Regions from separate parts of the Homo sapiens genome. Here region 2 is linked to region 1. Evidence: chromatin loops called from intact Hi-C (ENCODE). Cell type or tissue: dorsolateral prefrontal cortex. All regions are shown on one strand. Each heading gives the region's core, and the rest is flanking DNA. Links, peaks and the distances in the headings are about the cores only. Region 1 overlaps LOC105377732 (a long non-coding RNA gene). Region 2 overlaps LOC105377733 (a long non-coding RNA gene).

Region 1 (15,097 bases), core at 3,216-11,215:
CTGTGGCCATCCTTGGCTAATGCCACCTTTGTTTTGTGTAAATGGCTTATTTACTCTTCTCTGTTGGATATCAAAGCAACTTAACAGTGTAAGTAGCTTTTGCTAAATGAAGACATGAGTAAGCAGAGACTGTGGAATATACTGGTGCTACTTCAGTGGGATTTTACATGGTGAAACAAAGGGAGAAGTTGGTTCAGAAGTTTAGCCCTTGCTGCCTTGCCCAGTATGTGATTTTGTGCAAGAAGATGAGCAAAACAAAGACATGTTGCAGGCCGTGTTTTCTGGACGGTTGTTGAGTCAAGAAGGATTCAGGTGAGATACTGGGGCTCCTTATTTGAGCCAGCAGAAGCAGCTTTTTAGTTCCCAAATCAAATGGCTGGTACATAAATGTAAGGCTCTTATGCTTATTTTGTGACCTGAAAGATGGGGAGCAGGGAAGGAAGAACTAGGCGTGGTCTCAGATGTTTGGGATAATTGGCATCATTTTCCTCCATTATCCATGCTTCATCTAGAATGAGTTAATTGAGCCTGAAGCCTTCCAAATCTCCTGTTAATTACCCTGAAGCAGGCATGTTTGTCCCTTTCTTGGTCTAAAGCTGCAGGCAGATATCCGAGGTCTTTTATCCTTGCCTAGCACCAAAGAGTGACCACAAAATCTGCCTCAGGTTTCCGAAGGAGCCAGGTTCCACACTTGGCCCACCAGCCCCACTGCTCTGTGTGCGCCCAGCTCTCCACTTAACCACCTGATCCTGTTGTGTGACTTAGAAGAACGTGACTTTTACAACTTGAAAGCTTATTCCTGGACAGGAGTACTTGGTAGTGGAGAATCAGAGGAACTAAGGACTTCAGCATCACACCCAGTTTAAGCCTTTGCGCTTCAGCCAAGAAGACAGCAACGCTTGTCACGCTTGTCTCTCTGGCTTTTGGATAATATACATAACTGGTCCTTATGGAGGGCTGACTTTGGCCATGTGTGTACTCTTTTTAATGATCCCAACTGCCTGACAATGTCTATACACTGCATGAAGGACCTCATGCTCTAGGGAGGCAGGATCCTTGCCTGGAGTTACACTTGGGGTGGCAGAAGTGGGACTCATACTCAACCCTGACATACCATAGCACTGCTTGTTGATTTGCAGACATATAATTGAATGTGCTGTTAAAGAATGGTGAAAGTAGGAATGTGTTTGCTCTAAATTTCCCTGTGAACTTCCTTGTCTGCACCAGCTGGCTTGGTTTGATCCTTTCCCCAGACTCTGATGCTTCTGTAAAGACAGAGCACATGCACATGCTCATGTCCTCTGGCCCAGGTAAGGCTTATCCACAGAGAAGGGAGCATTGTGCCCCCAGTGCCCGGGAGGTGGTATATTCCACAAAGAGGTGAGTGGAGTGGGGGCCTTGTTGTCATTGAATCTCATGTAGTGGAGGGCCTTGGGGAGGTGACACAGGAAAATGTGCTACTCTGTATTGTCTTGGGAAGGGTTGAATTTGATTCTGTTGTTTCTGAGGATGTGAGAATAAATCTTGATGGCTTTCCTCTTTCTGCCTCTAAGCATCCTTGTGTGTATTGCTGGTTTTACCTGATCATTTTCACCATCTTCCCCATGGTTTTAGTGGTCATTTTTCATTTCTTCTCTTGTAAATAATCAGTTCATGTTTTCTAGCACCAATTCTAAGCCTAGATTAGTAATAAGAAAAGTTCCCTCTTTTTAAAAGAAGATGTCTACTTTCTCTGCCCTCCTTATTGCCCAGAAAACAGGCATTGTGGAGACGTGGCCTTGATTGTCCTTCTTCTTGTCTCTTCCACCAATGTGGCTGACCTTTTTCTCCTCACTCTCCATTAATTAGCAGCAGTTTCCCTGTTCCTTGGCTCACAGTGGTACACCTGGGAGCCTTAGCACTCACTGAAAACCCCTTACTGCCTAACAAGAATTGACCCATGGTTGAAAACCCATCTCAAGTGCTGCTGCCTCTATGAAGCCCACCCTGAATTACGTTCAACTGGACATACTTCCTTATTTAAACCCTTTGGCACTGATATTCTATCTTTAATCATTATTATTATTTTAGAACATGTCACCTTCCCATGTTTTCCAAGTCATAAAAGTAGTACATGTCCATCACAGACAAATGGGGAGTGCAGAAAAGCACAAAGAATAAAACAGGTAAGACCCAGGTAACAGCAGGCGCCAGCATTTGGGGAGGATTATGTGCAGGTGCTCTTCCAGATCTTTACCTGTGTTAATCCAGCTCATTTTCACAGCCACTCCTCGAGGGCGGTATTGTTTCAATCCCCATTTTCCGTATAACGAAATGAAGCTCCAGGAGGTAATGGTGATGGATCTCAGATGGTAGGTGGGGTCCTGTGCGACCTGGAGATCTGATTAAACATGGTTGTCCTAGTTCCATGGCTGTGTGAGTTGGAGATCTCTCTGAGCCCCTGGGGTTTCTCTCTGTTCCTCCCTGGCCCCTGCATGCAGCCTGGGGTCTTAAGTGGGCATCTACTCCTCCTTGGTGGATGCTGTCGGGAGACTGTAACTTTCCGAAGCTGCCTCTGTTTTATTTTAGAAGTCAGGTTTTAACTGTGGGCATAAAAAGAGCAAGAAGTAATAACTGCAGCCAGCATTTATGGAGTGCTTTACACGTGCCAAACCCTGCTCTGAGGGTTGTGTGTGTGTGAACTCACTCTTCACACCATAGCCACTTTGAGGACCTGGACTGAGTTTACATAGTTAGAATGTAATGAGAGGGGCTGGTTTTAGAACCTGGTTTTAACTGCCTGCTCTCTTGCCTGCATCTACATCCAGTGATGAGACAACCAAAACAGGCCTCTGTGGATCACAAGTGGGGACTTGAGGGGAAATGGCACAGCTTCTTCTGCAACATTAGGATTAGAACAAGAATCAGGGAAGAGCCTCCCAGGCCTCTCCCGACTCCAGACTGTGGGAAGGCCTCCCATCTGGGAGGGCCGAGCATGGGACAGGGAGACCTGATGGGGTGTCTGGGCAGAGAGGAGAAGGTCAGCTTCAAGAGACCTGGAGCTGAGCCCATGCCCCCAGGGCTGTGCTGACATCTAGGGATGTCCCACGGCCAGGGCACCCTTGAAAGCTCCTTGTTGTGGTCACTTCAGCATATGGCCTAATGGTCACTTGTGGATCACCAACAGAATGGCACCCATTAGAATGGCATTGGAGACTTTGCCAAGTCCCATTCAGCTGGTGGACACACCCTATTCTCTCAAAGACCACCTGGAGATAGGGAGTGGGGGTCTTGACATCCAGAGGGATGGTGGCTGTGCACCCCAGCACCCACTTGGGTGGGAATAGACAGGGTGAAAACATTCCTGTTAGTCAAATGATTCCTTTGACTATCATCTGCTGATAGTCGAAGGTCAAGTTCTATGTCACCACCTTTACATGGGAGATCAGAGAAAGGGGTGGTCACATGGATGAAGGCTGGGAAGGCTTCTTGGAGGACAAAATATATGCCCTGGCTGTAGAAGGACAGAAATGAATTCAGCGGGAGGAGGAGGAAGGCAGGAGCACACATCAGGCTGAGGAGAAGGGGTGAGAGATGGAGTGGCTCAGGCCCAGGCCCAGGGATGTGGACTGAAAGGACCCTCCAGAAGGTGGGCTGGGGATGGCACCAAGATCCTGCACCTCTAATGCCTGGGATGGGGATGTGATGAAGGTCAGGCGAAGTGTGAGTGTGGGAGTCAGACAGCCTGGGCTTGAATCCTAGTTCTGGCACCTACTAGCTGTGCAATTTCTGTCTTGTGACATGCAGTCACCTGATCCCAGCCTCTGTTTCTTCATCTGAAACCATGACACCTATGTAAGGAAGCCACATTCAGGACTGAGATAGGAATTAGATAGTAAACATACAGTACCGAGCACAGTGCCTGCGGTGTATGTCATACTTGCTTAATAAATGGTATTCATTACTCGTGTTCAACTGGGAAATCCATTCTGTGGGTCATGGAAATCTCCACCCACTGCTACTTTGTTTCTGTGTCTTTGTGGAATGTCTCCAAGTAGCAATGAAATCACATTCTAGACTGGGCAACTAAAAGAAATTGGGAAAATCCTAGTGGATGTCCAGTTAGAGGAAAATTATGCAGTTTGCATAAATGAAACATTGGGATGCAATTTCACTGTTTTATTTGGTTTTGGTTTGGCTTTCATGGGAAGCTATACGCCTCTGGGTGATTTTTCCCAGCAATCATGGGAGATATATATCCGGTTTCTTCATACACAGCGACAATGTTTCCCTCTTCCATCCACAGAGACAGCAGGGTTCAGGCTTCGAGTTGTGGTGCAATTGGCCCACATCCACCCCACCCTCTCTTCACGCAGCAGATGACTGGGACATAAAGAAGCTGATGGGGCCACTGCCACCGAATTTCCACCTGCAGCCCTTCTCGGGGGCCACCACCATGCTCCTCAACAGCTGTCACTGACAGGACAGAGCTTGAGGATCTTGAGGAGCTACTGACCCTGCAGAACCGCTCTGAGACCAGGGGGAGCTTTTCCAGGTGAAACGATTCATGGCTAGGCTGATTTAACTAATGGGTTTTTCATCAGAGTAATACATATTCAGATATGTCCCATGCTCAGTGATGGCATCAAGCAATGTCAGGATTAGATGGGAAATTAGAGGCAATTTGCTCCAAGTGTCTACTTGTGTACCCTCCACAGACGTATCCATGCAATGGTCTTCTGTCTTCTAGGAAGCTCCCAAGTTCATTTTTTATTCAAAGCGAACCAGGAGAGTTCTGTCTACACTCATTTCTATGCATAGAACTTGACGCTTTAAAAAGACAATGCTGAATTCTAGTTTCCCTGCCCCTACACCAGCCCAATCCTCTGTTCTTATTCCCATCTGACGGTGTCACCCAGGGCACTAACCCAGTAGTACCAGGCACCGAATAGGCATCCAGTAGGTGTTGAATGTCGTATGTAGCGGACAAGGGCCACTTTGGAAAGTCATGTTTCATCGCTTCACTCCTCCCTGTGAGTCTGGGTGCTCTGAAGCCCCTCTCTCGATCCCCCCATGAGACACACAGAATTTAGACCCTGTCATCAATGTTAAAGGTCAGCTAACATGGTTTCCAAACCAAGCATGTGTCACCATGTATCACTTGGGCTTGAACCCAGGTTGGCTGAATTATCCATGCATCTAGGCAACCACCTATACATCCATTCATGCAGCTCATGGAAATGTTTGGAGTGCAAGCACAGTTCCAGGTGTTGTGGCAGATACAAAGAATATGATAGAGGGCCTGGTCCTGGTGGATCCAGGATGTTGTGGGGGAGACTGTTCTAATGAGCCATCTCTGTGTTGAGTTATGTGATAAGAGCTGTGATAGAGATTCTGCAAAGAATCCGGGCCTGGGCATTCAGGCCTGGGATCTGCACAAGTGGGTCCTCGTGCTGCCCTTATTTAAGGCTCAAAAGGTACCACTCTCCCAGACATCAATACCACTTCACTGTCAAATTTCCCTTCCCACAATCCTGTCCTGTGGTGGTGTGCTGGAGAGGGAGCATTACCTCCAGTGTCCCTTAACCATACCTAAGAATATAACTACACAGGCAGATCACGAGGTCAGGAGATCGAGACCATCCTGGCTAACATGGTGAAACCCCATCTGTACTAAAAATACAAAAAATTAGCCGGGCGTGGTGGCGGGTGCCTGTAGTTCCAGCTACTCAGGAGGCTGAGGCAGGAGAATCACTTGAACCCAGGAGGCGGAGGTTGCAGTGAGCTGAGATCGCACCACTGCACTCCAGCTTGGTGACAAAGCAAGACTCCGTCTAAAAAAAAAAGATATATATATATATACATATATACGTATATATGTATATATATGTGTGTATATATATGTATATATACACACATATATATACATATATACGTATATACATAAATATATATAAAGATATTTATATATATAAAGATATATATATACACACACACACACACCCAACTAAAGGTGTTTATTTCTAAATAGATGAAGAAATATGTAACATCCATTTATAAATTAAGAAATAAATAAAATATATAACATATTTATTTATATCTATATGACTTTGTAGAACACTTTGTCAGCCTAACATGGTTTCTCCAGGCGGGCAAGAAATAAACATATATGTATGTGTATAAATGTGTATATTGACATTAATGTATGTGTTAGACATATTTAAAATAAAGATATGCATAATTTACCTGATTACAAATACATATATAAATAAGTCTATGTGTATTTGGGTTCAAATCCCAGCTGTGCAAATCATTAGCTCTGTAACATAGGCATGTTCTGTCACCTCTCAGAGTCCAGCTTCCTTATCTATAAGATGAGGTTGATGTGGCCTGTGTCTCAGGGATGCGACAAGGAAATGGAGTCATGCATATTAAGAACTGAATAACAGGTAATCGGGAAGTGAGAGATATTATGTATTATTGCAGAAGGATTGTTGCCTGCAGACCCTGCTGTGTTTCTTCACACCAAATCATGGGCAAGTTTTTTCCCGCCAATCCACCTGATAGCACAGAGCTGTGTTGTGGAGGGCTTTAAAACAGTCCTTCTTGTGTTCAAGGACCCTCTGGGAGGGTCAGAGGTCTGTGCATGTCCTTTGTCAAAGAATTCTCTTTCCTTGTACATGCAGATGAGAAGTCAACTCTGAAACACAGGCCAGGCACAGTGGCTCTCGTCTGTAATTCCAGCACTTTGAGAGGCTGAGACACGAGAATCACCTGAGGTCAGGAGTTCGAGACCAGCCTGACCAACATGGCGAAACCCTATCTCTACTAAAAATAGAAAAATTAGCTGGGCCTGGTGGTGGGCGCCTGTAATCCCAGCTACTCGGGAGGCTGAGGCAGGAGAATCGCTTGAACCCGGGAAGCAGAAGTTGTAGTGAGCAGAGATCGCGCCATTGCACTCTAGCCTGGGTGACAAGATTGAAACTCCGTCTCAAAAAGACAAAAACAAAAACAAAAACCCCAAACAAACAAGCAAACAAACAAAAAACATCCTCTTAAACACAACTCAGGCGGCAACTCCTATAAACAAAAATCAGCATAATAAACATGGTGGCCCAGTGGTCTTTGGGCCTGTCAACTGGAAGTTAAGCCAACTCTGTTTGACTTCATTTCTGAAGGCAAATATAGCTCCAGCATTAGCCAAACTGGGCAGTGAGGAATTTTTCATGTTCCCAACACTTTCAACAATGCCCTATTATGCATGGTGACTCATGAATGGGCTCACATCCACGGAACAGCATGTGTCTCTCTGCAGTGAGCACAGTGCTTTGCTGTATGTTTGAACTAATTTCATAGTCTGGTCTCCACCACAGATGTTACTTGCCTTCTTTTCTGACGGTTGCTGTAAGCTTGTTGTATCAGAGAAAGCCAGAAAAGGAAAGAGCTATGATTCTTTGCACTGGGCAATTGAGCGTTTTGGAGACAGTGCTCTGGAGAGAAACTTAGGTTCAAGTTGAATTAAAAGTGAAGTCTTGGGTGTCTTTGTCAAAAGGCATTTACCTTAGTTGGCGGGTCAAAGAAAACTCTCAGGTCATGCATAATGGTTGTGGCTGCTGATGCCATCAGCTCTCTTTCTCTTGACATTCAGGGGAAAAGACAGCAGACTGTTTAAACAGCTCCTTGGATGTGGCAGGGTCAAGGCGGCACGGGAAATTGTGTGCAGAGGCAGCTGATTTGCCTCGTAGGTTATTATAAGAATGAAATTGGGCAATTTTATAGAGAATGAGAACCCCAGGAACACATACTTGGTTTCTAACATTCCAAAAGGAGGGAAGAATTACTGGCATCTAATCTGTCCCAAGGACACCCTGCCCTGTTGTTTTTTCCTCCTGCCTGGTACACATGCCTTGGCTGTGCTGAGCTTCAGCAATTTTTGAAGCTGTCATGGAGCAGGGTGGGCTCAGAGCCAGCCTTGCTTGTGCCACCTCAGACCTCTGCATCATTGCAGACCCTGGAACACCCACACCTCTTGGCTCCCTGGTGAACTCCTAGCCTACCATCAACAGCCATCAGAGACTGCAGTTTTTCCAGCAGGCCTCCTTGACTCCCCACTCCTTTGGTAGCTGCCTCTGGTCCCGGCACAGATTTCTGTTAGTGCTCTTACCACCTTGTGTTCTAATGTAAGAATAAGAATTTAAACTCCTCGGCAAGGTCTTTGCTTACTGCTCTGCCTCTTCAACTAGATGGTGGATTTCTGAGAGCAGTGACCTGGGCTGTCTTGCTCACTGTGTATTCTCAGCACCCAGGACATTTCCTGGCAGGCAGAAGGCACTTAGTAAACATTTGCTGAACGATCGAGTGAATAAATGAATAAATGAATGAATGACATCCACAGGCATTTTTGTGTGTGTATGATGAGACATATGAGGTTTCCAGGACACCAGAAACTCCTACAGTCATCCATTCTAGTATGTCACGACGTTGTCACTGGAAGGCCCTTTTAAAAATCACTTCTGTTACCTGTTATCATTCACCAATGCCTGTGCATGAATGAGGTTACAGGATTACAAGGTACCTGCGTAGATAGACCAGGTCTGCTTCTGTTTTGGGGTAAAAGTAGGGAAGTGTGCATGTGTGCGAGGCAATGGGTGAGTGAGAAAGATCTGAAGCTATGGGGTGTTTTTCAAAAGGAACCCTGAAGTCAGAGTGCCCTTGAAAGAGGAGGAGACTGGGAAAGGGAAGGCAAGAGGTCAAGGTTTTCTATTAGTCTTGAGCCCAAGCTTGGGGGGGACCTTAGACCTGCAGGGTCCCAGGTGAGTTCCTAGCCCTTGTTTCTGGCTTCTTAGACAAGAGAGTAATTCATTAACCCATCTTCCATTCATTTACGTGTTCATTCATTGGACTAAATCTCACTGACCATGTACAATGCACCAGAACACAGCAAAAAGCAAAACAAACACATTTCCTACCCTCATGGAACTTATATTCTTGTTAGGGAGAAATAGCCACAAAACAAATAAATCTACTACTATTCCAGATCATCATAAATGCCCTGAAGAAGAACGGAGCAGGACAAGGCAGTGGAGAGCCACAGGGGTTCTGTTTTTGATAGTGCGGGTTGACCAGAGAGGCTGGGGGTAGATACCTTGAGAAGGGGACAGCAGGCAGAAAATAAAGGAAGGGACCCTGATAGCTGAGCTGCTCATTGGTGGGAGACAAAGGCGTGGGATTCAATCCCAGCTCCATTGCTTTGGGCAAGCATATAGAATTGGGTCAAAGATGTTCTCTTTGAGAGTAATTCCTTTATTTGAGCTGAACAGGGGACTTTGACAGATAGGTGTACATTTTTGACTTGGAGTTCATTGCACCACTTCACCCCACTGAGCCCCACTTTACTCCTTTGTCAACTGGGAAGGCAATGAGGCCTCCTTCATAGGCTGTCTTGAAGGTTACATGAGATCCCATGTGTGACAATGGCCCTCGGTGATTTATGGAGAACCATGCTAAGGAGAGCTATTTACAGGTTCACCGCTTGTCAACCTGCAAAGGTATTAAAGTTCCACAAGCAGTCAGTGATTGTTGGCCAATGACTGCTGGGCCTGCTGAATCTTGGGTGCTGGTGGGGACCTTCCTTCATGCCTCTGCCACAGGACTCCCATTAGTCTAAACTTAGATTCCTACAGTCTAGAGGTTAAACGTGGTTAGTGCAGGGCTTGCTGAGTTTCAGCTGGTATATAAGAGCATCATAAAAATCCCTGGCATTTGTTCTGATTGGTTGGTGCCTGTGTAGTACCCGAGGTTAAAATTTCTTGACTCTCAGCCCTGTTAGGAGTATGGACTCTGGAGTCATAGGGCTGGAATGCAAATCTCAGCTCTATCGTTTACCAGCTGTGCAACTTGGGCAAGTTACTCTCTATTACTCTGTTTCCACATCGGTAAGTGGAAGTCATTGTTATGACTTACTATCTCTTAGGGCTGCTGGGAGAACTAATGAGTTAGGCAGTGGCACTGGAAGCAGTGCCTAGCGCACATGCCCATGTAAGTGTTTGCTATTCTTATTACTTTTGTTCCTCCCCCACTTCCACCGTGACTTCCTGTGGAGAAGAGGCCTGTTCTAGTCATCTCCTGGTTTCCAGTAGCTACATCAGGTTTGGCACAGGGCAGTCCCTCGGTAAGTGTGGGATGGATGGCTGAATAAATGGATGGCTGGAGCAGATTTTATTTCTCCTAAGCTTTAGAGTGGCGAAGAGAACTGTAGGGAACGCTGATGGCACAGCTTGGAAAAGGTGTGCAGTGCGGGGCAAGCTTCCCACCAAATCCCTCTCCTCCTGCAGGAACGCAGAATCTTCTTGGGGAAATTCTGTGTCTCTTCAGAGACATTTGGCTAAGTTCAGTCAATGCACCAGCAGTGAAAAAGCTGGTGTCTGGTAGTGCACACCCTCAATTTGGAAATATGATTTTAGAAATGTGAAATTGTGAACAAAGGAGGGGCATCTTAGAGCTGAGAAAGTGCACTGTTTACGGAGTGCTCACAACGCACCAGGCACCTCGGACACTTTCCTGATAGCCTTCACTTCACTCCTCAGTTTGCAGGGAAGAGACTGAGGAATGTTTTGGTTCACTGTCTTGCATAAGCCACACAGCTAATAAGGGCTCCTCCTGAGATTTGCACCTGGGTCTCTCAGGCTTTGGAACCCTACCCTTTTCACTGATTTTCACTGAGAATGTGTAGCTGCCTGTGACTGGGAGAGGGGTTCTCACAGGTTCATAGCTATCTGTATGCACAGGGTACAGTCTAATCTAAATATGAATAAGTTCACAATTGCTGCATTCTTGAATCATTTGACAGCTAAATGATTGACTCATTCAGGGGAAATTTCATTGCTAAAAAGTAGTATCAGTGGTATATACCCAAAAGAATTGAAAGTAAAGTCTCGGAGATAGATTTGCACACTCATGTTCATGGCAGCGTTATTCACAATGGCAAAGGGAGGAATCCACCAACTGTCCACCAACAGATGAATGGATAAACAAGACGTAGTGTATACATGCAGTGGAATATTATTCAGCTGCGAAAAAGAAGGAAATTCTGACCTATGCTATGAAATAGATGAAACTTGAGAGGATATTGTGCTAAGTGAAGTAAGCCAGACACAAAAAGACAAATACTGCATGATGCCACTTACATGATGTGCCTGGAATAGTCAAATTCAGACAGAAAATAGAATGGTGGTTGCCTGGGGCTGGGGGCAGTAAGGAATGGAAGTTATTTAATGGGTACAGAGTTTCAGTTTTGCAAGATGAAAAGAGTTCTGTGGGTGGATGGGGCTAATAATAGCACAACAATGTGCTCAGTGCCACTGCACTTAACACTTACAAATGGTTAAGATGGTAAATTTTATGTTATGTGTGTTTTACCACACACACAACAGAATAAATTCCAGCTGTGTGGGAGAAGTTTGATATCTTATGATGGGAAGGATTTGAACTTGGCTTTAAGGAACTTAGGCTTTTCCAAACTTTACCAGTTAATTGGCGGTGAGTGCGAGTCAGCTGTGGTTCTACTGGGTACCCTAAGTACGGTCAGTACTTCAGCAACTCGTGGGTTCTGGGACAACTTGAGTTGATAATCTCCCTCCCTGCCTTCCTTCATGTTTATCAAATGCCTACTGTGTACCATTCACCCTGCTAGACACTGGACATGAAAACACGTATTCTGTGCGCAAACATACTCATATTTTCTCCCATTTTTTCCTTCTTTCTTTCTTCCTTCCTTTCTTTCTTTCTTTTCCCTCCCTCCCTCCCTCCCTCCCTCCCTCCCTCTCTCTCTCTCTCTCTCTCTCTCTTTCTTTCTTTCTTTCTTTCTACAGAGCCTTGCTCTGTCACCCAGGCTGGAGTGCAGTGGCACAATCTTGGCTCACTGCAAGCTCCACCTCCCAGGTTCCCAACATTCTCCTGCCTCAGCCTCCCAAGTAGCTGGGACTACAGGCACTCGCCACCACGCCCGGCTAATTTTTTGTATTTTTAGTAGAGACAGGGTTTCACCATGTTAGCCAGGATGGTCTCAATCTCCTGACCTCGTGATCCACCCGCCTCGGCCTCCCAAAGTGCTGGGATTACAGGTGTGAGCCACCGCGCCTGGCCCATTTTTATTATTTCTATTGGTATATACACACTCTCTGTTTTGCTTGATATTGGTTCATGTCCCATTTATTTTCTGTGATGATTTATTTCAGTAGAATGAAAGGATTGCTTCTGCTTTAACCTCTGATGCTTTATCAAGGCCGAGCTGAGGGCTGCACTATCGGGAGCTTGGTAAGCTTGGGTGGCTGGCCCTGGCGTGGGGAGCGGGGTTGCTGAGAAGTGCAAGTGGGAAGGGCCCCAGAGAGTCACTGTGCCCACAGTCAACTGAGTGTTTTCACATTTTTCCCAGTCTGGCATCGTGGGAATTTGCCTGGCCTGCTTTATGGAGAGTCTGACTTGGATTCTGAGGGCTTGGAAAGATAGTCGAAAGATTATTCCCTTCCCTGAAATAGCCATGCATTTGTTTAAAGACTTGACACCGTTCTGATGCTGGAATTTCCCTCTGTGTTTATTTTCACATCTGGGTGATGGTCTTCTGCCATAGGAGGACTTTTAATGAATCACTTCGGAGATTGCTTTGAATGTTTCCCAGACAGGAGGGGGCTGGTGCTTGTCTTTTTTCTGAAGCCTTACAGGGCAGGACTGACTTGGCTTCTCGGCTGGCCGCCTGGCGCTGTCCCTGGGGGAAAGCAGACATTTCTCATCTTTCTGGGAAACCTGTGCCTGCGGAGTTTCTCATCTCAGGGCCCTCTTTCTACGTCAGCAGGGGAAAAAAGGTGGAATGGACTAGAAATACAAGAGATAGACTGGGTTTAACTGGTTCAAGATGTACTCGGTGGCGTTGCCTGGGGTAGCCACTGGTAGACACTTCCCTTCTGCTTCCATAGGCTCCCACCTGCCGTGTCCAGAACTCCAGGAGACAAAAACGGCTGGGGTCACCTTCCAAAGTGCAACTTGGGAAGTTATTGGCTACCAGGGGTCGTTTGATGGATGTTTGTCTCCAGGGCTTGCAGGACAGGCCGGGGTCTCTATGTCCCCGGAGGTCAATGTCCCTGCTCGCTCTCAGCCTGACAGGTCTTTTGCGGTCACCTCCCTGCTCTGTGTCCTTCTGTCTCCTGTCCCACCCATACTCCATGTTCCAGCCACGTCTCATGCACTGGGCATTTTCCAGTTACCTCCTCCCCAGAGCCTCACTCTATTCGTCTCTGCCCAGCTCTGCACCCCAGAAGTCTGACTGCAAGGGATGCTTGGCCGGGCTGCCCTGCCCCAACCTCTGGCTTGTGGTTGGGTTGGTCATTGGGGGAGGGGTCCCACAAGAGATCTGAGGAGGGAGGAGAGAGGTGGGGGGTATTTATTCCCTCAGCGGTGCCTTAGAAGTCTCAGATCCTTTCAAGGTGGCCCTCTCCACATAATTTTCTCTTTCTGTATTCAGATAACTGCTGCCTCCTTCCATCTTTTGCATCTAGGGGTCGTACGGCACCCCCCGCCCCCACAACTCCTGCACTGTCTCTTGTGGTTTCCCTGTAATGCACACACACCTTTGTTAATAGTCCATTTTCTAAACTCATCTTGAATTCTCTTGAGTATTCCAGCTGGAATTCAGACGATCTATACACAGTGTCATTTTACACACTGGTACATGTTCCCATGCTGTTTCTCCTTTTCTTTTCTTTTTTCTTTCTTTTTTATTTTTCTGAGATGGAATCTCCCTCTGTCACCCAGGCTGAAGTGCAGTGGCAGGATCTCGGTTCACTGCAACCTCCACTTCGCGAGTTCAAGTGATTCTCCTGCCTCAGCCTCCCAAGTAGATGGGATTACAGATGCCCACCACCATGCCTGGCTAATTTTTGTATTTTTAGTAGAGACTGGGTTTCACCATGTTGGCCAGGCTCTGGTCTCAAACTCCTGACCTCAAGTGATCTGCCCACCTCTGCCTCCCAAAGTGCTGGGATTACAGGCGGGAGCCACTGTGCACGGCCCCATGCTGTTTCTTCGACCCAGAATTCCCTTACGTTGGCTACCTGTTGGTCTGTTCCTTGTCCTTCAAAATCTGCGGAAATGTCACCTCTCTGAAGCCTGCCTTGAGTTCCTCATACGAGTTAATCACTCTCTCCTTGGCCATCTACCTCTCTGAATGGTGGCAGTCTTGTCCGTGTAGCATCCTCACGCTAACCCCGTGCTATCTAGGACATGTCCAAACTTTTCCTCATCAAAATTTTACAAAGTTTAATTTCTTTAAGGTCTGATTATGTGACTGTCTAAAGAAACTACTTAAATTCCTGGTTCAGAGTAGATGCTTCATAAAAAGATTAGACTACTCCATGCTAAAGTGTGGATGGGCTGTGTGGTTTAATACATTATTCCTCCCAGGGACACGCCACATTTATAAGGGAACTTTCAGAGTTAATATTCCACCCAATGAATCCTAAATTGGTAAGAAGTGAAGTGGGTCACTTCACGTCCTGCCAAGTCAAGGGGTCTTCTTCTGGGGCTCTTCAAACTGTACCAAGTCCAAGGCTTCCCTATCTGTAGGTTGGAGAAACAGAATCATGTCAGGTCAATCTCCAGCATGCAGAGGCTGCTTGGAAAAGTGAGCCAGGTTGCTCAATAGTGGCTTAGGGGAGCTGTGTCTGCGGAAAAAGATAGATGTGACTGGACACATCTCTGCTCAGCTAATATGTGCTTCCAGTACTATTGGAATGTGATTTTCTAAATTGTGACTGGCCGACTTTCTTCTCTTGTGGTTGAGTTTGCAATAACATAGACTATGACTCTAGTTTTGCCAAAGTGGAAAAAAATGCCATCCAATGGATTTTTATGGTGGTTCTTAAACATTTTTTAAAATGTTATTAAAGACGGAGCTCAGTGAGTCTTTCCTGTCCCACTTTGGGCTGATGAACCAAGGCACAGACTTACAAGGTTGGGCACGGGCAGCCAGGGATGCTACCTCAGGACGTGCCAACACCAGTTAAGTCGCCCTGTGTAATTTTGCCTAAAAATGGAGCTACCTACATAAGTACAAATCCAGAGTATT
Region 2 (15,097 bases), core at 3,218-11,217, 85 kb after region 1:
ACTTCTCTGATTTGACTGAGAAATTTGGTAGGAATGAGAAGATTGCCTGCTAATGCAAGTGGGTAAAGGTGAAGGGTATGCAGAAAGGAAATATGAAAGGAAGGGATTTGAACACTCAGCAAGCTATGTTGTATCATGGTATTTTCTACCAAAATGAAGTTCTGTGTAGCAGCTTTATGAGGCCACTAACAAAGTGCACTAAAAAGGCTGTTCACAAACTCTCCCCTCTAAGTCACTACAGCCCACCTCTCCACCCAGCTGCCAGGATTGGGGAAGAAATTGCTCCTGGTGAAATCCACCCACTTTCATTTAAGTCTCAGTCCTGAGTGGAAGCAGTATGTTAGCCAGGATGACTTTTCAAGTGCCGTCCAATGCCAGTTTACTTGACTCGCCCCAAAGCTGCTTTGCAATTGCTGTTAAGAAATCTAACCCTGAAGAGGATTTACAAGGAGCCAGGAGTTTCCCTACCTGGACAACACCAGAGGGCAACGTCCGGCTCAGGCAGTTGTCTCCTGGCTGAGAAGGAATCATGCTGCGTTCCCAAGTCAGGAGGCCAACTTCCTTCAACAGAGGGCCACACCTGCACTTTAATAACAAAATTGCTGCATCCAGGGTCTCGCTGCCCTTGGAGGTTTCCCTGAGATGTGACCCAAGAGGAGTTGGGAACATTTGCTGACTACAACCTGGTGGAAATAACTGAATGAGGCCGAACTGTGCTGTGGGGAAGGGATCTCTTTGAGAAATCCTCACATTGTAAGTCAACTGTGAAAGTGTGTTGTCAACTAGAGCCTTGGAAAGAGGGAGTCTAGTTCAGCTACTCTCTTACTGGCAGGATATTCAGTAAATTTTGAGTTTCTCAAAGCAGAGAAGTATGCAGCTAATTCATTCCTCATAAACTGAAACCTCAATCTTAAAATATGTTTCATGCTGATTTATCAAAAACTGTATAAGCTGGTGGCAACTATGGGCCAACTGTAATGCTACAGCATTGACATTAGATGTTACAAATGTCCAGACAAAAAGTATCATAAAGTCAATAGATAAAAAGTGCAAGAAAATTTCAAAAATATTATACAAATATAGATATTTGGTAACATAATTTTTTTACAGGGGGGAGATGAAAGCTCTTGGAAGTGGAGACAGGAGTCATTACTTGTCTGCAAGAAGATGGAGGAAACTGTCTTAGAGAAATTTCTCTAAAAACAACTGTGTGTGTTGAGGACATGAATTCACAGATACGTCTCTGTGGTTGTACAGTCAGACCCCAAAGGCCATTCTCCAGTCTCTAGACTGCCTGCTAAGGATGTGTATTCTGTTAGCTAGCCACGGTTAACCAGGATGGGGAAGACATGTTTTGGGGAAAGGCTGCATTGCTTGACCCAACAGAAAGGAGACGGAGCATTTGTGGGGAAGCTTGGAAGAGGAATATCATCAGAGGAAGCATGAGAGAGGGGAGCTTGGGCACTAGGCATGTCTAATAAGAACTGGAGGAACTGTTCTATGGGGGATACAGAGTAACATCTCCTGCATTTCCCTCATGGAAAATCCGCTTGAATTTCTTTGTGGAAAAATGGATTAGAGATAAGAGCCTGGGTTGACTTGGATTCTAAATAGAATCTCGGAGTTGAAAGGAATTTTAAGAGGCTACCAAGCCCATCCCCGATAAAATTAGGAACCCTTTCCCAGACACCCCTTGGAGGTATGAGCAGTCTTGTTCAAACACTTCCAGAAGGGAAGGCTCACTTCTTTAGGATGCAAACAGGGCCATGGAGGAACTTCCAGTATTGGGTTTGCTTGTTTGATTCTGAAGGATTGTAAATAATGAAGCAACTATATACTTCATGGTGGGGAATGGAGGGTGTAAAAGTAAAGTCATAGTAAAGTCACAATAGCTACTGGGTACAGGATTCCTGGTAGGTGTCAAGCATTTAACTTATATTATGTCATTAGGGTCTTAAGGAAGGTCATTCCCTCTGTTTTGGAGATACACAAATGAAGGTCTTGCAAGCCCAGCTTATTGTCCTGAATTCACAGAGCTAGTATGAGGAGTGGGGGAGTCAGGATTTGAACTCAGGCCTCTTTGAGGTTTTCACCCCATCACGGTTTCTTCCGTGTTGTCTTTATTAGGAAATCCCCACTCTGCCAACATTTGTGAGAAAACACTTGTTCTGCAGAGTGACAGGCTGGACATTACGGCTGACTGTGGTCTCTGCTCCTTAAGAGGAACAGAGAGAACTTCAACTCATTTGTAAAGGGAACTTGGAGAATATATAATCCCTGAGAAAAGTTTAAAATAACTGAGATGATTTCACTTGGAGAAGACTGATTATATGAGTCTTCAGGTTTATAAAAGATTTTTAGGGACGGTGGCCACCAGCTGTTCTCCATCTCCACTCTGTACAGGAGAGAAAAAATTGGCTTAGCCTGAGGGTGTCTATATGGAAGAATTCCTGACCCTGGAATGGGTCAATGTGGAAAACAAAATAGGACAGACCTTTCTTCTGAGTCCACCAAACGGAGAGCAGCGTCACCCTGGTGTGTGTGGGCTTTTTAGAAGCCAACATCTGCCTTACTAATAGGGCTTACTGGGTGTGTACCTCAGGATTTTGTCTCTGACAGAAGCACACAGGGTTGGAGGGGGAGTGTCGTGGGATCCTTCGAGGATCTTCCCTGACAGAAGCTCCAATGGGGCTTTGTCTCCATTATAGCCCAGTACCGCTTGATAATGATGGACACCACCTAGCACCAGGGGATTATGCTCAGGTACATGCCAGTGTCACCAGCTACGTACCTGGCTGGGGAACACTGGACAAATTATATAACTTCTATGAAGCTCAGTTCCCTGGTCTGAAAAACTGGGGCTCACAGTACCTCGTAGGATTCTGGGAAGAGGTAATGAATTCATCTGTGTGTAGGTCTATAGAGCACCTCCCGCATAGTTGGCACTCAGTACAGGATCATCCCTGCCCTCATCACCCAAATCTCTAGGATTTAAGTGCAGTCTAAATAAACTCAATTTTTTTTTTTTTTGAGATGGAGTTTTACTCTTGTCGCCCAGGCTGGAGTGCAGTGGCGCGATCTTGGCTTAGTGCAACCTCTGCCTCCCAGGTTCAAGCGATTCTTCTGCCTCAGCCTCCCAAGTAGCTGGGATTACAGGCACCTGCCAGCACAGCCAGCTCATTTTTGTATTTTTAATAGAGACAGGGTTTCACCAGGTTGGTCAGGTTGCTCTCGAACTCCTGAGCTCAGGTGATCCGCTGGCCTTGGCCTCCAAAAGTGCTGGGATTACATGCGTGAGCCACTGCGCCCGGCCAATAAGCTCTATTTTTGACAGTGATTTTGAGTTGAAGAGTTCTACAAGATTACTCTCTCAGAGACCTAGTCAAAGATTCAAAGGGTGCAACTTAGATTTGTGATATGGGAGATTTGGTGATGGAGTTTGTGTCCACTCTCTCCACGATCCTCATGTAGTTCAGACCTTGGACCTCGCTGCTCTCAGCCGAGATCTTCCTGGACCAGAGCACCTAGGCTCTTTTAGAGCTCACTTTGCTGCCTCACACTTCAGTCCACCCACCAATGTTGTTGTCTCTAGTCCCCTCTGGGTCTCTAGTCCTTAGATACAGATTACAGGGAGGCTCCGAGTGATCTCATGTGAGACTCAGTTCCTACCCCACCTCCCCCACAGCTTGCCGAATGGCCTCAAGTCAAGACACTTAATCTTCCTGAGCCATGGTTGCCTCATCTGTAAAGTGGAAATGAAAATCTTGCAGCCTGTCCTATGGATGGAATTAGAGCTGGCAGACCACCTGGCACAAGCCTTACATACCGCTGCCAAATAAATGTTGAGAACAGGGCAATGTTTTCAGGATTGTTCCCAGCTCCAGGCCATCGCTGAGCCACGTGGGAGGGTCTCCTGAGTCCACCAGACTCTGAGCATACATCAGCCTGAACTGGCTTAGAAAGGAACCCCCTTTTCTCCTCTCCCTAAGTCCTTCTCTTCCACACAAGAGGAGCTTCCTACCTCCTGCAGAGGTGTTAGGAAGAGAGCTTCTGCAATCTTCTCTTGTTACCTTAGTTTCCCTGGAAACATGCCTTAGTTTCTCTGGAGCTGCTAATCTGACTGGCCAGTGTTGTTCCCAGGGGACAGAGTCACTGTCTTGGCTGACTTCGCTGGCTGCGGCCAGGCCTCTGGCTGGCCCTGTTTTCTTCCTGAGATCTCTGCTATGGACGTTGCCTTCAGGATCTCACACCCCCAACACAGTCTTCCAGGAGGCCAGCCTGTGAGGGGGTGATTAGATGCTTACTTAGCCCTTAAGCCTGCACTATTGACATTCTGCGTGGGCTAATACTTCGTTGTGTGCATCGTGGGGTGTCTAGCAGCATCCCTCTCTATCCACTAGATGCCAGTAGCATCTGCCACCCCAGTTATGACAAGCAAAATTCCCACGTCCCTGGGGTAGGGGGACCAAGGAAGGGGACTCACTCTTGACTGAGAGCCTTCGAATTAAGCTGAGACTGGGATCTATGTTTAGATGGTGAGCCTCCTGTTCATTGTCTCTATCAGGACTAAAAAGAGGGAGAAGGGGATTTTACTCCCACCAACCCTACAACTGTTGACTGTGCTACTGGGTGGCTAAGTGAGAAGCCTTCTTTAGTTTCTAAATAGCAAGAGAGAAGCAGAGAAAGAGGCAGAGAGACAGAGAGAGAAAAAGAGTGAGGCAGAGAGGGAAACTGAGGCAGGAGCCAGCAGCAGAGGACTTCCATGAAAGACCCAAGGGCGCCGGGCATGCAGGAGCAGAGTGAAGAGGCGGGGCTGCCTGTGCCTGGGTAAATATGCTCTCTGGGATGGAAGGGCTGGCAGGTAAATATTAGTGACCATCTCGGCAGCAGCTCTTGGGGCAACCCGAGGCGAGGAAGGACACACAGCCCCTTTTACAGAAACCACATTTTTTTTCCTCCCTCTGTCTCCCTGCCCAGCCAGTCCCTGCGAACTGCCCGGCGCGTCCTGCCTTGCCAGACCCTCTGCCCGGGGTCATCCGCAGCCCGCGGGCGCCATCGGCTCCAGGCACACATCACCCGTGCTGGAACCCCAGCGTGTGGAGACCGGAGGCCAAAGAAACGAAACTCCCCACGCTGCGCCGTGGAGAATAATCACTGCCTTTTCAGAGGCCGACTTCGCCCCCTGCCAAGGCAAGAACTGTCTCGCCACCTTTCAGTTCTTGTTAAAAAGCAGAAGGCATGTCAGGGCCAGGCCGGGCCTCGGGACAGAGAGGGCTTTCTTCGCAGCCCTGGATGAATCTCAGTGTCTTAATGAAAGCTCTTATTAGCCCCAGCTGGCGTCCCATTTTCCCGAGCTGGAATAAAAAATTGCCTCGGTCATCCTTTCCCAGACTAATTTCAAAAGCATAATTACCATCATCATAATTGATTACTATTTATTTTGGTCATTAATAGTCGTGCACTCCCTTGTTAGGTGTGGATTAAATGATCCAAGAACATTTAGGGCACGTGGCAGCTGTATTTGTTTTCCCTCATTCCACACACCTCCCGCCCCTGGCCCTTTCAGGGTAACCCCTTGATTTCATGACACCCAGAGAGTCTCTCCCTGGCTTTAATGTTCAAACTACTGAGCCACGGTGGCTGATCGGAGTTGGGGTGAAAGGCTGGGGGTTCTAAAAGGAATGAAGAGGGTCCTATCGGGGCTAGAAAGGGCAAGAGGGGTGCATCGGCCTAACTTGTCTTGGGGGAGAAACAAAACAGGAGCGGGCAGAAGAAAGAGAACTTTACCATAACCAGAGTGTTGTTTCTTCTCTCTGACCCCTTGAGAGAGGCAGTTCCCAAGCATCTCTCACTTACTTGGGCACTTACTTTGGGATAATTGGTGTCTTTTGCTTTCAAGACAGGGAGCTTGGGAGATGTCTGCGCAAGGATCACAAGGTCCCCCCGAATACTCAAAATAGGTGAGTAGCTCCCACTTTGCCAAAACTCTTCAGGCCCCATCAGATGAACGTCCTGGAGGAGGTTAGCTGAATTCACACCCACTCCTGAGTTGTAGCAATTTTACTTCCACATCATCCCATCTACTGTTGGCTACTTAGCGCCTGAAAGGCTCTGGAGGTTCCGAAAATAAAGACAAGTAAGTAGAGGTTGAAAGCTTTAAATTCCCAGAGGCCAGGCTCTTAAATCTCTTGCCTCCTGCTAGGCAGAGACAATGGGTCCAGGATGGGAATTGGATTCAGGCTAAGCCAAATGAAACCATTCTTCAGGGAGAGGGATTTCGCCAGTACCCAGGGAGAAGCTGATTTCAGAGATGCAGACAGGGTCTTGGTAGCATTTGAGACCCTGCTTTCAGTTATTTCTGAAGCCTGGAGTAGAGACACAGAATAGCTAGACAAGTTGTATCCTGCATAGCTCCAGGAAGTGCCCTTCATCTGGCCACTGTGAGATAGTGGCCATTGGGGTTGTGCAGCATGCAGCCTGCACAACTGTACATGGCGACCCCATCTGGCAGCATCCCTGCTCTTTCTTCAGCTTACTTAGAGCTTACCCTGATACCCTGTTATTAAACTCCCCTTTCTGCCAAATCCAATCGGAATTGGATTTATGCCACTCAAACAAAATGAGACCTAAATAATATGATGAGAATAGTTATCTACAACCACAAAGAAAAAAAAAAGATGTAATATCTTCCCACTCCCACCCCCAGTTCATTCTAGATCACAGGAAGGAAGTACTTGTCTTTCTTAGCTATTAACTCTCAATTACTAGACATTTAGGGAGTCAGGAGTGGGGGTGGAGAAGAAGCATAGATGCCAGTTTGCACCCCCACCCTCAGCCACAGTCCTGGGGTGCCAGGCCCTGTGGAGCTGCCAGGCTGTGCCATGCAGAGGGTGGGTGAATGCAAGCACTGTCTGGAAGGCCTTCAGGCTGGCTGCATGGGAACAGCTGCACAGCCCCATGACGGGTGTCAATATCAAGGGAGACTCCACACTTTCCAGGGGGAATGGGGCTGAGAGAATGCGGGACTCTGGCCAGAAGAGATGGAGCTCCGGAGGGGCGGGGAATGCGGAGAGAGAAGGAAGGTCGCCAGGCAGAATCGCTGCACATCTAGACCCAGGGGAAAGAGAACGAGGAAGAGTCTTGAAGAAACTTTAAATTCACAGTTCCTGCATTCAACTCCTCTAAGGGCTTTCTGAGTCTCCCTAGTGAAATATGTAGACACTAAGTTTCAGGAAAGAACAATAATAAAGGGCATTTTTAAAAGCATGTGTGTGTATGGGGGGCAGGGGGAGCACTGGCAGAGTTCTTAGTGAGAAGACAGAGGGGAAAGAATTCAAGCAATCTCAAGGAATGTAAATAAATGTTCTACAAAGAGATGCGGGGTGGCGCAGGGTCATTAGTGTGGATTTTGAAATCGGCCTCACCTGGCTTTTCAGCACCTAGTCCCTGAGGTCTGCATGATCAGTCCCACTTTACTCTGTTTATTGGAAATAAGTTACTAAGTCTTGGCCAGGCGCAGTGGCTCACACCTGTAATCCCAGCACTTTGGGAGGCTGAGGTAGGAGGATCACCTGAGGTCAGGAGTTCAGGACCAGCCTGGCCAACATGGTGAAACCCCGTCTCTACAAAAAATACAAAAATTAGCTGGGTGTGGTGGCGCGCACCTGTAATCTCAGCTACTTGGGAGGCTGAGGCAGGAGAATCGCTTGAACCCAGGAGATGGATGTTGCAGTGAGCCGAGATCACGCCACCGCACTCCAGCCTGGGCGACAGAGTGAGACTGATCACAAAAAAAAAAAAAAAAAAAGAGTAAGTTACTAAGCCTAGCCCACACTGGAGGAGAGTGAAATTAGAACCCATCTTTTGAGGAGAGGAGTATCAAAGAATCTGTAGGCATTTTAAAGCCACCCCAAAATCTAGGTTAGTCAGCCTTCCCATGATGTCTTCACTTTCAGGATTTTAAGGTTTATCTTCCCAGCAGTCTGCAGGGCACACACCCATTAAGCAGGAGTTTCTCAAGTTTGGCACTATTGACATTTTGTGCACTTAATTCTTTATTGTGGGGGGCTGTCCTGTGCCTTGTAAGATGGTTAGCAGTGTCCCTGGTCTCTACCCACTAGACACCAGTAGCACCCCCATCCCCAGCTGTGACTATGAAGAATGCCTCTAGACATCAGCAAATGTGCCCTGAGTCAGGGGTGGGAGGAAGGCAGTGGCAAAATTGCCTTTGACTGAGAACCATGTTAGCCGACTTTAGAGTTTCACCACAGAATATTTTAATAAGAATATGTACTTATGGCGTAGGCTATAATGCACAATGCTGTCTATAATTTGGTCCAGTGTGTGCCTTTTATTCTCATTTTGCTTTTGTCTAATATGTGTAGTTCAACTAGTTTTACAAGGTTTGTTAAGACAAATTACATTCCTCAGTTTTCCTCCCTCCCATTTTCCCATCTCCAGGAACAATGTTTACGACTCTTTTAGTGTTCACTCCCTATCTCTATATATGGTTGAATTGCTGTTTCCCGCTTTTTCATTTTTGGTATTACCCATTAACTTGCCACTGTGGAAGACAGGGCTTATCACTCCTCCTTCCACTTCTACCTTAAGACTTCCCATCCCCCCACTTTCTCCTTATATTTATATTGTAATTTTGGCTTGAGAAGTATTCTTTGTTTTTTTTTTTTTTTTTTTTTTTTTTTTGAGACAGAGTCTCGCTCTGTTGCCCAGGCTGGAGTGCAGTGGCACAATCTCAGCTCACTGCAACCTCCGCCGCCTCAGTTCACGCCATTCTCCTGTCTCAGCCTCCTGAGTAGCTGGGACTACAGGCGCCCGCCACCATGCCCAGCTAATTTTTTGTATTTTTAGTAGAGATGGGGTTTCACTGTGTTGGCCAGGATGGTCTTGATCTCCTGACCTCGTGATCCACCCGCCTCGGCCTCCCAAAGTGCTGGGATTACAGGCGTGAGCCACCGCGCCCGGCCAGTATTCATTGTTTCTTACAGAGCTTTATATATGCTTGGCAGAACTATGCCTGAGCCAATCTTTTATTTTCCCTGGAATTAAAAATTGCCTTGTTATTGTTACTATTTTTTTTTTTTTGCTCAGTTTTCTCTGTACTTAAGAATTCATCTCCTAAAGCTCCTTTCCGTGTTCCCATTCTCATAAATTCTTTCAATTTCACCTTCCTGAAGAAATCTCACCTGCTCGGTCTGGGCTAGTTCATCTCCACCCCTGTACAGCTGTCAGCCTGGGCTAATGCTTCACCCTTAACCCAGCACTTCCTCTCACCTCTTGTTTCTGTACGTTGTAGTGGGTGAATATTGTCTCCCAAGAACTCATATCCTTCCCAGAAGCTCAGAATGTGACATTATTTGGAAATAAGATCATTGTCAATGTAATTAAATAAAATGAGGTCATGCAGTTGTAGGGTGGGCCCTTAATCCAATATGATTGGTGTCCTTACAAGAAGAAAAGAGACACAGAGCCAGATACACACAGAGGGAACACCATGTGAAGACACAGACGGAAGACAGCCATCAGCCATGTGAAGAGAGAAGGCAGGGACTGCAGTTCTGTTGCCATAAGCCAAGGAATGCGTGGGCCCCACAGAAGATGAAAGAGGCAAGAAAGGATCTTTCCCTAGAAGCCACAGATGGAGTGTGGACTTGCTGCTACCACGATTTCAGATTTCTAGTCTCTGGACTAGAATCTGTTTAAAACTGAGTTGTTTTAAACCACTCAGTTTGTCGGACTTTGTTGTGGAAAACAACAAAACCCTAGGAAATTAACACATATGGCATTCTCTTCCTTTTTTCCTCCTTGGTTTCTTCCCTCATTTGGTAGAGCACACCCTGCAATAGCTTTCTTGGAAAAAGCATGTAGAAGTCAAAATTTTGTTTGAGAGTTTGCGTGTCTGAATTGCGTTTATTCTGCTCTTACATATGAGTGATAATTGGGCTGGATATAGAATTCTAGGTTGGAAATATTTTTTCTTTAAAATGTTGAAGTCACTGTCCTGTTTTTTGTTTGCTTTTTTGTGGGATTTTCTCCCTGTGTGCTATTGAGACTTCTGAATTCATTCTAATTCCTGACTGTGGCATGTGACTTGTTTTTCTCCTTCCCTTCAGAAACTTGGTAGGGTCTTTTCTGTAATCCCAGTGTTCTGGAAGTTTTATATAATATTGTACCTTGGTGTGAGTATATTTTCATCCAGTATGCTGCAATCTTACAGTTCCCATTCAATCTGCAGATTCATCTTCTTCAAATGTGGGAATACTCTTGTTTTGTTGTTGTTGTTTTTGATGAATCTCCCTTCTGCCCTATGTTCACTATTCTTTCTTTTTAATACTCTTCTTATGTGCATGTTGGACTTCTTGGGCTAATCTTCAAGTTATTTTCTCTTTCCTTTTCTTTCCATCCCTTTGTTTTTCTGACTTCCTTTTTTTTTTATTTTTTTAGACAGAGACTTGCTCTGTTACCCAGGCTGGATTGCAGTGGTGCGATCTTGACTCATTGACGCCTCTGCTTCCTGGGTTCAAGCAATTCCCTGCCTCAGCCTCCTGAGTAGCTGGGGTTATAGGTGCCCGCTAATTTTTGTATTTTTAGTAGAGATGGGGTTTCACTATCTTGGCCAGGCTTGTCTTGAACTCCTGACCTTGTGATCCACCTGCCTTGGCCTCCCAAAGTGCTGAGATTACAGGCATGAGCCACCGCAACCCGGCCTCTTTCTGACTTCCTTTCTGAAAATGTTCCTCAGTTTTATCTTTCAATCTTTTTTATAAGGTTTTTTGCTCTTTTTACATTTTTAATTTTCAGCAAATAGTTTTTGTTCCTTACGTGTTCTTGTTTTATAGCGTTCTGTTTTCCTTTCATGAATACAATGTCTTTTCTTACCTCCCAAATGTTATCAGTGATTATTCTTAGAAGTTTTCTTCTTGCATAATTTCTGTTTCTCCCAAGTTGCTCTTATTTGTTTGTTTTGTTCTCTGACTTTCCTAACAGAGGTTTTCCTAAGATGTTTATTCATCTGTGATTGTCTGAATGGGTGGAGTTTCTTGACTGTGAGCTTCATAGGGTGTTACATTGTGCCAGTTTTGAGGGGAGTCTCAGTGATTATCTTCAGATCTTTCTACTTGGGCTTTCCAGACTTTGCAGAGAAGATCCTTCCAACCTACTGTCTAGAGGGCAGAGGCAAGGCTGCAAGCATTCCGGAAGTCCAACAGGGGAGGGAGAGTGGAGGAAGGAGGCGTCTCAACATCTGGTATGTCCATACTCACTGAATACTCCTGTTTCCAATATGTATGATATCCCTGGTCTCAACTAGATCTGATGTCACACAGTCCAGATTTCCTATGTTTTACCCTCCTTGGAAAGCAAATGGTCAGTCTTTTGAAGGGTGGAGAAGGAGCAGACACCTAGCAGTTTGGAGTTGAGGTGGGGATCCAGGCATTTAATTACTTCTAAACAAATTTCAACCAACCTCCATTATTTTATACTCTTTCCCCACAGCTTTGCTCTCAGTTCCAGAAGTACCTGTTGCCACAGACTCCTGAGTTCTTCTGAAGCCAGTGGGTTTATGCAGTGAATGCTCAGAAAAACCCAGGAATCTGTGGCCACAGGTACTGCTGGGACTGAGAGCAAAGCTGTGGGGAAAGAGTATAAAATAATGAAGGTTGCTTGAAATCCAGGGTTCATGGATTTTCCTGCCTGTTGGGTTGGGATTCACCTTTGTTAGGGCTGCTCAGTCAGTTACTTCTCATCCATGAGCTTTCCAGCTCCCAAAGTTTTGTTGTTTTCACCTCTTTCATTTTTTCTTGTAAGTTTATGTCTTTAAAGAAAATCCCATCGTGATGGTTGTAGCAAGTTTTCCTGGGGAACTGCAACCAAATGTTTGCGTTCAATCTGACCTCTTCCTTCAGAGCTCCTAGTTTGCATTTCCAACCTTATCTCGGGTGTTATTTTGGAAAGGAGGTTGAGCACTTCTCGAGTTTGTTCTAAAATGCCTTTCTCAGCATTACTTGGTCCAAAACAGCATTTGGACCTGACCAATCATGTGCTATTCAGCAAAAGCCATACAACATATTTATCTATATAATGTCTTCCTATATTACCAAAGGAACCATATTTCCATCAGATGTGTTTCTCAAGCACTCTGCCACTCCTTTCTACCTCTCCTGCGTTTGATCTGAGGACGGCCCGTTCCACAGGTAATACCGGGAAGAAGTGAAGAAAGCAGAGTCGGGGTGGGGGGAGGTTTGATTATTCATTGGTTTGTGACACACACAGTCAAAAGACAACTTCGGGCTTGTTTCCCTTAAGATGGGCAGGGAAACCTGTTTTGATGCAATGCTGTGTGAGCTGAGACCACAGTAGGTAAAGGAATGAGGCATGCAGATATCTGGGGAAGAGTTTTCAGGAGTAAGAAAGACAGTGCCAAAGTCTCTAGGAGGGAAAGCAGGAGACCCATGGGGCTGGAGAGGAATAAACAAGAGGGGGCGTGGTAGGGGATTGGCTGTTGGCAGGTGGGCATGATTGGACCGTTGACATTTTCTCTGGGTGAGATGGGGAGCCACATGGGGTCTTGAGTAGGGTGACATGATGCCTCTTGTGTCACATGCAAGAGCAGAAGCAGAGAGCACAGCCAGACAGGGCTTCTGGAAGAATCCAGGGGAGATATTTCTCTCGATGGTGTTGGCTTGGACCAAATGGTATCAGTGGAGGTGGTGAGATAGGGTTGGACTTCGGATATATTTAAAGGTAAAGCTGAAAAGAATTGCAGATAAGTTAGATACGAGGTGTGAGGGAAAGAGACATATCCAGGAAGATTCCAAAATTCTTGACTTCAGCCACTGGAAGGATACAGTTGTCAGGTGCTGAGATGGGCAAGACTGGGAGAAAAGCAGGCTTGGAAGGGAAGATCTGGAGTTCAGCTTTGGCTCTGCCAAATTTGCGTTGCCTACTGGATATCCAGGTAGGTGTGCTGAGGGGGTGGGGGATAGAGATGGTAGAGTCAACGAAAACACCCAGTGTTCATGGAGCTCGTCCAATGGGCCAAATGCTGTCTGTGTGCTTTATCTGTATAACTCATTCCATCGCCATGACAATCTGATAAGAGATGATTCTTCTTATGCATGCCAGGAACACAAAGGCACAGAAGATGAAGTAACTTGCCCACGGCCACACGGTTGGTAAGTATTGGGGCTAACTTCCACCTGAGCCATTTGGCCCCAGAGCCTGCCTTTCTAGCCACTGGGGTCTCTGTGTCTCCTCCCATCTGGCCAATGCACTTAAGGTCTTCCAGGTTTGACGTGGGTACCAGGATCTGAAGTATCAGCCTTTCAGTGTTAGCACAAAGCAGGCAGAAAACTCATGCGATTGTTAAAAGTGAGGCTTCTGGGGCCAGTCAGGTCTGGGTGTGAATGTCCGTCATTTACTGACCCTGAGGAACTTATTTTCCCCCTTCTCAGCCTTGGTCCCCTCCTCTGTGAAGTGAGAATAATAATGGTATTGACCTCAGAGAGTTGTTGTGAGGAGGAAGTGAAGTAATGCGTGCAAAGTGCTCAATAGATATTATTTGTTATCATTATTATTCTTAAAGAGCAAAGATTGCAATGTCTCTCAATCGGACTCTCACTCCACTCAATTCCCCAGAAGGTAGTGTGCTGGAAAGGTAGGAATTGTGAAAGGGGTTTGAGAATCAACTATGATAAAGTAGAGCTTGTGGAGTCTTTGGAGAAAGGCTCTCTTGCTTTCAGAAGTCCAGAGTAGTTCAGGGCATTATCCAAATCCCATGATGTTAGGGGTACTTGGTGGCCAATAAAACCACCCCCATTCTTCTGGCCCAATGGGCTCTGTCTTAATCTTCATGACTCCAGGGCCCCAGGGCTCAGGGCTACAGGAAGGAAAAGTACTCCAGGCTGAAGATGGGACTCATAAAGAAGCTTCCTGTCTCCCAAGGCCATCTCAAACTTCACTCAGAGGATGCTGGGGGTAGCTTTAATTGGCCCTCCTCGCCACACGCGGTGCAAACAGCCCTGGAATGTTTCCTTAGATGAGGCCGTCTCTGACTTACAGGAATAAAGAGTCACCTTTAATTCCTGGGTCCAGAAGGAGCCCAAATGAATTTAGAACAACTAAAGACTCAGTTCAGAGGGACACTGAAAAAAGCAACCAATAATTACAGCTTGGGAGCCATGAAGTAGCCCAAAGAGACCGAGGTCTGTCCATAGGAGACCAAAGAAAGAATTTTGTTTACCAATTTTTCATTTATACTCCACCTACTTCCCAAAAGAATTTGGGGTGGCTGACAGGAGAAAGCAAACAAGAATCCCGGCTCTAAGACTTTACCCACTGGTAAAGCTCCTGAGATGGATCTAATAAAGTGGGTTATTTTGCCACGAGAAAAAAGAGACAGATCATGGAACCAAACAAGTCACATGGAGGGACCAGCTACTCATTTGCATGACGCACATTGAGAAGAGAAACCATTGTGAACACTTCTTTTTCTAGCATCATCAAAGAATGAAATTTTTCATTCAACCTTGCCATCTTTAAATGACTGATTCCTCTCTGTTCTGGGCTCCGAAATACTACCGTTAGAATTCTTAGTGCAAACGCGACACAAGTAATTGCATCGATTTATCAGGTGGCTTCCATTGTGGCCGTTGGTGCAGGACTGGATGCTGGTTTGGGGTAGAGGAAGCGAACATCTAGATTCTCCAGACTTCTAGGGAAAGAAAGGATGGGCAGGCATGGGGTACAGGTGGGGTTGGTCTGACTGCAGAGTGGGGAACATGGAGAAAATAGAAGGTGGGCAAATGCATGGCAGCAAGAAACTGACATTTTTTGAGCATCTATTTTATGTTTAGGCCTTTCCAATGTTACCTCTACAACAACCCTGTGAGAATGGCATTTTTACTCCTAATCATACGAAGGAGGAAACTGAGGCTCAGAGAAGTGCAGTGATGGACCTAACTCACTCAGGAGAGAAGCAAGTTCTGACTTGTTCACAATGAGATCCAGCTCCAACCGATTTAAAATCGTGGGGAGCATGACACTTCTTGGCTGCTGTGGCATCCTGGAAGTCCAGACCTGA

Evidence for each region. Hi-C counts contacts between places; a loop is a spot of excess contacts. Peaks named below come from ENCODE experiments on the same cell type or tissue, not always from the same donor. Only the 100,000 strongest peaks of a DNase experiment are listed, where the experiment ranks them.
Region 2: it touches region 1 in a loop (15-fold over the local background); 7 of 110 quality-filtered maps call a loop at or near these places.

What each region holds. Positions count from the first base shown.
Region 1 is chr5:173,465,184-173,480,280 of GRCh38, forward strand. LOC105377732 (a long non-coding RNA gene) reads left to right here. Exons shown (of 15, transcript XR_001743001.1): 4 at 4,286-4,534; 5 at 12,216-12,294. Among named protein-coding and RNA genes, the nearest start is that of LINC02995, 110 kb to the right of the region's middle. RefSeq lists a silencer at 4,193-4,462. In dorsolateral prefrontal cortex, for the core only: a CTCF peak has its summit at 7,279; DNase peaks (open chromatin) are centred at 7,258, 7,670 and 7,972; H3K4me3 peaks cover 377 bases; H3K27ac peaks cover 3,577 bases.
Region 2 is chr5:173,550,355-173,565,451 of GRCh38, forward strand. LOC105377733 (a long non-coding RNA gene) reads left to right here. Exons shown (of 3, transcript XR_941247.2): 3 at 4,978-5,179. Among named protein-coding and RNA genes, the nearest start is that of LINC02995, 22 kb to the right of the region's middle. RefSeq lists an enhancer at 5,939-6,667. In dorsolateral prefrontal cortex, for the core only: a CTCF peak has its summit at 4,373 (motif pointing right); DNase peaks (open chromatin) are centred at 5,177, 6,478 and 6,947; H3K4me3 peaks cover 1,194 bases; H3K27ac peaks cover 4,533 bases.